Linked DNA regions of Homo sapiens: region 2 is linked to region 1. A link is an interaction called in ENCODE POLR2A ChIA-PET data of the cell type or tissue named here. Cell type or tissue: Panc1. All regions are shown on one strand.

Region 1 (4,000 bases):
TTTTGATATATTTTAATGGTATGTATTTCTACTATATGTATGGTTTAAGTATTTAATATTCATTTAATACTGGCTATTTAGGTCATTACCTTTTTTATTATGAAATTATACTGTAAATGATATTCTTGTAGGTATATATTTTTTGCCCATCTCTGAGTTATTCCTTATGGTGCATTCCTTAAAATTCAGTCCTTTAGTTAAAAGGATGAATGAATATTTTTAAGATTCTTGATACAGATTGTCAAATTATTATAGTTTATACATGTACTAGTAAAGAATAAAGACCCTAGTTTACATGACCAAACCGGGCATAACAGTTTTAAAACCTTTGCTAACACAACAAATCTCAAGCCATCTATCTCAGTATTATTAATTTTTAAAAAGTATCTTTTAAATATGATAGAAAACCTATATTTTTTCATTTTGGTATATAGTTGTGCCTTAATTCATTTTGTGCTGCTATAACAGAATACCCAATACTGGGTAATTTATAAAGAACAGACAATTTATTTCTCACAATTCTGGAGGCTGGGAAGTCAAAGACCAAGGTGTTGGCAGGTTCGTTTGTCTGGTGAGGGCTGCACTCTCTGAAGGTGAGGGATGCTGTGTCCTCACACGGTGGAAGGTGAAAGGACAAGAAAGAGCAGACCTCTCTGTGGACCTCTTTTATGAGGGCCTTAATCCCATTCACCAGGGAGAAGTCCTCATGAGCCTAATCACCTCTTAAAGGCCCCACATTTTAATATTGTCACATTGGCAACAACTTAATTTTGGAAGGGACACATTCAAACCATAGCAGTGTGTGTGTGTGTGTGTGGTCTCTTTCTAAACTGCCCTGCAGAAGTTGGCACCCTGGCGTAATCAGAACAGCTTAGGATGGAGGAGACTTTCACAGAGTTGTGTATGGAAAAATGTATAGATGGGTGGTGCAGTGAGAGGCCCTCTGGGGTACTTGGGACCAGGAAACAATGGGGAGCATAGAAGACAGGTACGGGAGTGAGTTTCAGTATTGCTCTGACAGTGTTTTGTTTGTTGGGTGTCATTTATTTTGGTATTACTTAATTTAGAATTATTGGTTCTTACTGAGGTCTGAGAAAATAGTCTTAGAAAGTTAGCTTTTCAGGAGACCAACATTTTTGGCAAAAACAAGTGAATTTAAGCTAATGTATTTTAGTTGTAGCAAAATATTATTGATTTAAAACTTAGGTCAGGTGATCTTTTACAGAGTATATGAGGCTAAGCTTTAGGTGTTATAAATCTTTTCATGAAAAATAAAAAGTATACTGCATTAATTTCAGCCATTAATTAGTGCTATTAATAATTCAAGTCACTTCTAAAATGATTTATTCAAAATAAGTTTGGGACTTGGGTAGACTAAAAATTACATTATTTAATGTTATTCTAATTTGGTTTACTGTTATGTAAATCTTCAAATGAAAAAGTTGATAAAATCAATAATTTGTTTTATAATTTTACTTTATTTTATATATTCTTTCCATATCATCTGTAAGAAAGCAGGGTTTTACTTGATTAATACTACAAAAATAATTATAGTCCCTCTTAATACCCCAAATAAGTAGTATATTTGGGAATACTTTCCTTTCTCAAACACTTACTTCAGGGTGTTATTGCTACCAGTAGCTAACAGCCAGTTTGAAATATTGACGCAAATAAATTTCCACCTTGATCATTTGCACACCCAGTCCCTCACAGGTTTTAGTACTAGGTTTGTATCATGTGATCCCTATGGCATCTACCCATATGGCTGCCCCCAATTACCACGTGCAGTGGAGAAGGGCTAAGGAATACACAGATTCTACACAACTTCCTTAGGAAATGCACTGTTTGTTTAAAACACTTCAGAGTAAAAAAGTACTTAGTAGTGATCACTTGGGTCCATGTCATAATGTCAACACCAAATATTAAATAAGACAAGTGAGAGAGAAAGAAGAAGAAAGAGATATATATATATATATTTAGAGAGAGAGAGATTGATTTCAGTCTACAAAAGTAAAAATGCTGCCTTCAGTATTTTGTGCAAATGAGAAATTATACTTGAGGTCTGAGGTTAGCAGTGGAGAGAAAGACCTAAAGATCTAAGATGAGGAACTTAGAAGGCCTAAAAGGCACACTTTAGCAGCAGAGGGGAATGCTTGGGGCTAGCACTTGCTTATTCTTAACTGTGTACTGGGCACCTTTCCTCCAGCTTTGGCTCACTACCCAGTGTCCATGAACCTTTTCTACCTGCTTTCCCTCAGGTTCTGAACAATGCTCTGTTTTTCTGAAATTACCAGTAACAAGTGGATCATCTAAGAACTGCTGGACAAAACATTGATCTATTTTAATAAAGGATATTTTTCATTCAAGTTTCATTTAGAAACATCCCTTAGCTCAGGCAGTGTAAATGTGTAGATGTCACCTGCAGCATTGCCTGAAATACTCCTGCCTTTTTATTTATCTAAAAATATATATTGTATCCCCACAACCACTTTTAAGCTCTGTAGACTAAAGCTGAAGTCCCTGCTTATAACCCTTAATGTATTTCCTTTTTACCATCTTTTTGGGAAGCTGAACTCTATAGTCCAAGGTCTAAAAGTTCTTTATTTTGTACATTGAAATCAATTTAGGGAGTTATCTTTATTTAAATATTTTTATTCTTCCTGAAAATAAAGAAAATGTGTATGTGGAATTTAATTGCATAAATTGAGGTTTGAGCACAATGAAAAATCAATGTTTTAAAAACATGGAGTGGAGCTGCAGTTCCTGACCTGCATGGTGCTTGTTAACCCTCAGAGGAAGACTTACGTGAATTATTCAGCTGATCATAGGGTGTTAAGTAGATTCTAATTTGTTTACAAAAATTAAATGTGCTTTAGCAACCAAAGAGAAAACCTGAAAAGATAAGCATTGTAGGTCAAAAAACTGTGACAATTAGAACTACTTTTGTTAATGAAGGTCAAAATAAAAATAAAGAATCTGTCACTGAATAGTTTTCCCTTTTGTACTTGCAAACATCTGAGATCCTTTAGTAAGGCAAGTATAATTTACAATATCCTTTTCTCAAAACAAGTTATCCATTAGTTACAGTCAAAACACGTGAAATATTGAGACATATATATGTATATAAAATAACTGAGCCATATTTTAAAAATATTTTGGCATTTTAAATGTTGAATGTAAGTAACTATAAAAACACTTCTGAATAGAAATGTTGTGGTTTTTGATGTTTAAAAAATGTTTAAAATTGCATGTATTTGTAAATTTGTCTTAAAGTTGAAATCACGTATTTCTTTTACATTAAAAGATACTAGTTGACATTTTAAAACCATATAATGATATGTGAATGAATAAAAATTATCAATAAATCCCTTCATCTGTGCAATATATAAGGAAATTATATTCTTTTAAGAAGCTTTAGAGAAGTGTGAAAGAATGTTACAGAAGAATTATTCTCTATTTTTCTCTGTTATTCTTTATTTTAAAGAGCAATTAGAATATTATTCATAATATAGAGACCACTAAAATCTGTGTAGATTTTTGTGTATATGAGTTTTTGTCTGAGAACATTACATTAACAAGATATAGAATTACAGCCACAACTAAAATATCAAGTAGATATACTTTTATTGGGTAAACAATAATTAATGTATAATGTTTCTATTAGTATTTTGACAGCCATGGGATTGGTCAGTAGGATACAGAAAAGAGATAGTCCCATTTCCTTCAACTCTCCTTTGGAATGAGAAGAAGTATAAATATATTATTGCAGTGGGAACATGAATGCTTCAAGAAGGCTTCAGTAGTAAACAAGAGGAGGAAGTTTGGATGTATGGACCAAAAGCTGGGTACTCAGGGACACAGTAGAGGCTCAGGCAGGTGGATATATGGTGACAACTCTAGACATAATGACTACAATATCGGCCCTAGATTAATTGTAAGCTTCCATAGGGCACCAATGCAAGGTTTCAGCTCTTTACCAAATTCTCAGAATTGGTAGAAA
Region 2 (4,000 bases), 50 kb after region 1:
CATGGTTGCTCCTTTCCTGTTGAATTCGTGTTTCTTGGAACATTAGCTATTGGAATTCTTTGACGTCTTTTGGCTTATTTTCTCCAGAGATAATTTGTGTTTACTTTCTCCAGGTCCCTGGATCCTTACCAGAAGGGGCAATTTAAAGCTAATTTTTTTACTTAAGTTTTTTTTGACCAGGCTTAGCAAACTACAGCCTGCAGAACAATTTCAGCCTGCTGCCTGCTTTCATGAATAAAGTTTTACTGGCACACAGCTACATATATGTTTTGTCCTTGGCTGCTTTCCCATTACAATGGCAGAATTGAGTGGTTGCAACAGAGGCCATGTGGCTCACAGAGCCTAAAATATTTACTATCCGGTCATCTACAGAAAAACTTTGATAACCACTAGTTTAAGCCATATCATCCATTCCTTTAAAGATAGGATTGTGGCTTTGAACTCTCATAGGATACTTTTTGCTTATTCCCTTCCAAATAGAAACAATGATAAGACAGAAAATTATCTTTGCCCTCTGTCTGTAGTTACGGATACATTCACGTTGTGGGAGTCCTGGCATCCTATAGAAGTCCTTAATTTTACTCCCCATTTTGAGCTGCTTTGGGGTTTTGTCATATGTTCAGTACACTCGTAACTTTTACAGCCAAACCCTGCACCAGCCAAGATGAACAAAAATATACCTCTGGCAAATGCAGATTTCAGCATTTACTTTTCTCACTGCATTCATGCTTTCTTATTTTTTTCTGCATCTGAGTTCCTCTGATATCAGCTCGGCCATGCATTAAGAAAATAAACATGTTATATTTTATCTAGCATTTAAAGGTTTTCTACGCTAAGAGGATTTCTCTAGACATCAGTTCCACCATATTACCAAATATAGAGCATAACCTATTTTAGGGATTATCTCAAACTACACTTCTTCCCTCAAGATAGTGTAGTTTAAGTCTACTGGTTTTGAATTCAGCCTGCTGCAAACAGTTCAGTTTCCACCATTTTCTCTATATGTGACTTTTCGTTTTTACTCAATCACTATTAGGTTCCTATTTCCCCAATTAAAGATAATGCACTTATTTATTAGGGGCTTTGTGATGATTAAAGTGAAACATTATATATATATATATATATATATATATATGAATGCATATGTATATATAATGTTAGCACAGTGCTCAAAAACAGTAAGTGGTCAATAAAAAATTTTATAATCATTATTATTATTATTACTAAATTGGCCTATTCCATTTTTAATTAAGCCTATGTTCCAGTCATTTATTCTAGAATCTGAACATTAGTAATTAACACTTGACTAGCCTTTGAGGGTAAGAGAATAATTATCAAATATTCATGTATTACAGACACTTTATAAAAGCCCATTAAAGATATTTACTCTAAATCATAAGTCATGTTACAATGGACAAAGGGAATACAAATATAACATTCTGGAGAATCAAAAAACAGAACTTATAATCTGTCAGTTACTTTTCTTAAATACCTCTAATATCAATCAACTTACTCATTTTGGGGAGTTTTATATGGTAGTTATTTAGAGGATTAAATATGAGTTAGTATTACTTAAATAATGAGTAAGTATCCAGAAGATCTGAATTTAAGTCCCAGGATTTACAGGGCTAGATCTGTAACTTGGGTGAGGCAGTTCCTCACTGCTTCTCTTTTTTTCATTGATAAGATGAGATCAGTAATACTTCCTTTCTTATTGTGTTGTGAAAGTATACAAAGGTATTCTGAAAGTATGTAGCATTGCTAAATGCCTTAACATTTGTTGTTATTGGTGTTTTGGAAAAGCTGAGCGTCATGCATCCATATCATAGATCTCATTCTGGTTACAGTCATTAAATATGTGCCAACCAATATGGTTAAACATGAAAATAGATCTGATAAATACCAAGTTTTGTCTAAATAGTATTTCCAAACTCTAATTACAATGCTGTTCTACCATTGTGCTTTTAGTATCTTTTCAGTACTTTTGTGAAACAGTAACCTTCACGTTTGCAGTGGCTTTATATTTAAAAATACATATATAGAGATCAATAAATGTTTACTAAGCACACACTAGATGTAAAACATTATGCCAGAAGTTAAAAAGAATATCTATTTAATTAGACACACTATGGCCTTAAGAAACTTATGTGCTCTGCTTGCACACCAGAGATGAATAAAATCTAAACTCACTTGATGCCAGAATTCAGCATGCAATAACTAAAGAACATGTTATTTCCTTAAAAATAATCTCAAAACCCTAGAAACAACTTCAGGCTAAAAATGTCCTCTTTAAAACAAAATGCTGTTTTGATTTAATTTCTCACTTGCTGTTGCCTACTGTACTTCTTTGATTATTGCCTTTCCTTTCTGTATTTTCAACTCTGTAGTTCTGGAGGCTGCTTTTCTCCAGTATATAAATATTCTCAGCTTACTGCAGAGCTTAATAAACCGATAGAAACAAGCAAATCCATGCAACCTACTTGCCCTATCTAATCACATCTCTCTCCTTTTTCTTTATGATCAGGTTTACTAAATGAACATTTTTTTTTTCTTGTCCTGTGATTTGCTTTCTGTCCCCGTGATTTTACTAAAGCCTTTCTTGTTCAGGTCACTGAGGACCTGTTAATTACCAAACAAGTGCATTAGACACTTCTCAGAAAAAAGTGTATTAGACACTTCTCAGAGAATTTCTCTCCCCACTTCTCCAAGATATTTCAGTTACTCCCCAAGTATTTCCCACATTCTTTCTCTCCTCCTCTTCTCCACTCTCACCACCTTAGACTTGGACTACTGCTTATCACGCCTGACTTTTCTATACACATCCAGTCTTGACCCTAGAAGTCACCTTCCAAAATGTTTGGTCATCTTTGTATGCACAACATTTATTACCTCGTTGCTCTCCTCAAAATGTTTAAATTAATAGATTTATGAGTAATTAAGAAGATGGGATTTCCAGGCTTTTAGTAACATAATAGATGTGGAAGGGACAGAAAGAGAAAGTATAAAAGGACCCAGGATGAATAACCTGGTACATTCTGCAAATAAAGAAACTGGAATATAGTGACATTTAAAAGCAGATGCAATGATAATGTTGCTATGAGATAAGTGTCTTTTATTATCATTAAGTAGATTTTTAGCTGAAACTTAGAAATATAAGTGCACATGAAAATTGTGTTTTCAAAGTGGCAATCTTTTCAGAACTACTTTTAGAATGTATACGGCGTATTTTTCCTTGCCTTTCTCTAAAAGTTGTTATTGACACAAAATTACACATTAATTCCTTTTGGCTTTATTTTAAATTATTTAAGTGAATACATCTAGATCTGTTTCTAAGCAGTATTTCTTTGAAATTTAAACTTATCAAAAGTTATGTCTAACTTCATACTAAAACAAGCAAAATGAACAACCCTTCCCCTGGTCTGCTCTGAGCCAGTGACTGTGCACAGCAGGAACACTAGAGCCAAGACTTTCTGCTCAACATGAGGTACTTCCAGCTGGCATTTTTGGTCCAAAGACTTCCCATCATCTTGACAGAGACTTCCTCGACCTGTGCTGCCATCCGAGGCTCTTTCTACCCGATCTTTCCTTCCCTATCTCTATCATAGGTGACAGAGCTGCCTCAGGGTCTGAAGGCCTTCCCTGACTTTCCAAGCCTTCCCTTTTGGCTTTCATAAGCATTTCTCCCCATTTACTATCTTGTAGTGTCCAATCATGGAGGACTTTAACTAGGACAACTTCAGAATGGGGTTCTTGGATTTAGGATTTTTGCCTATGACCAAATAGTTTGCATATTCATGCTTTTAATTGGTATTGTAATAATATAGGTATTTGCTATTTTGAGAAATAATTTTGTCAGGATTTGTAGGAAATGTCTTCCTATCATATACCATGTCCCTAAATGAGGGTTTCTCAATTTTGGCACTGTTGAAATTTTTGACTAGATAATTCTTTGTTTTGGAGGGCCATCTTATGCACTGTGTGACTTTCAGAAGCAGCCCTC

The links. Peaks named below come from ENCODE experiments on the same cell type or tissue, not always from the same donor. Only the 100,000 strongest peaks of a DNase experiment are listed, where the experiment ranks them.
Region 2: POLR2A ChIA-PET joins it to region 1 with 5 read pairs; 1 of 35 experiments calls an interaction of 5 or more read pairs at or near these places.

The regions. Positions count from the first base shown.
Region 1 is chr7:11,804,972-11,808,971 of GRCh38, reverse strand. All of the region lies in intron 1 of THSD7A (thrombospondin type 1 domain containing 7A), which reads left to right. Among named protein-coding and RNA genes, the nearest start is that of THSD7A, 25 kb to the left of the region's middle. In Panc1, no CTCF peak of the experiment used is centred here; no DNase peak of the experiment used is centred here; H3K27ac peaks cover 669 bases.
Region 2 is chr7:11,755,146-11,759,145 of GRCh38, reverse strand. The region is part of intron 1 of THSD7A (thrombospondin type 1 domain containing 7A); the gene reads left to right. Among named protein-coding and RNA genes, the nearest start is that of THSD7A, 75 kb to the left of the region's middle. In Panc1, no CTCF peak of the experiment used is centred here; no DNase peak of the experiment used is centred here; H3K27ac peaks cover 4,000 bases.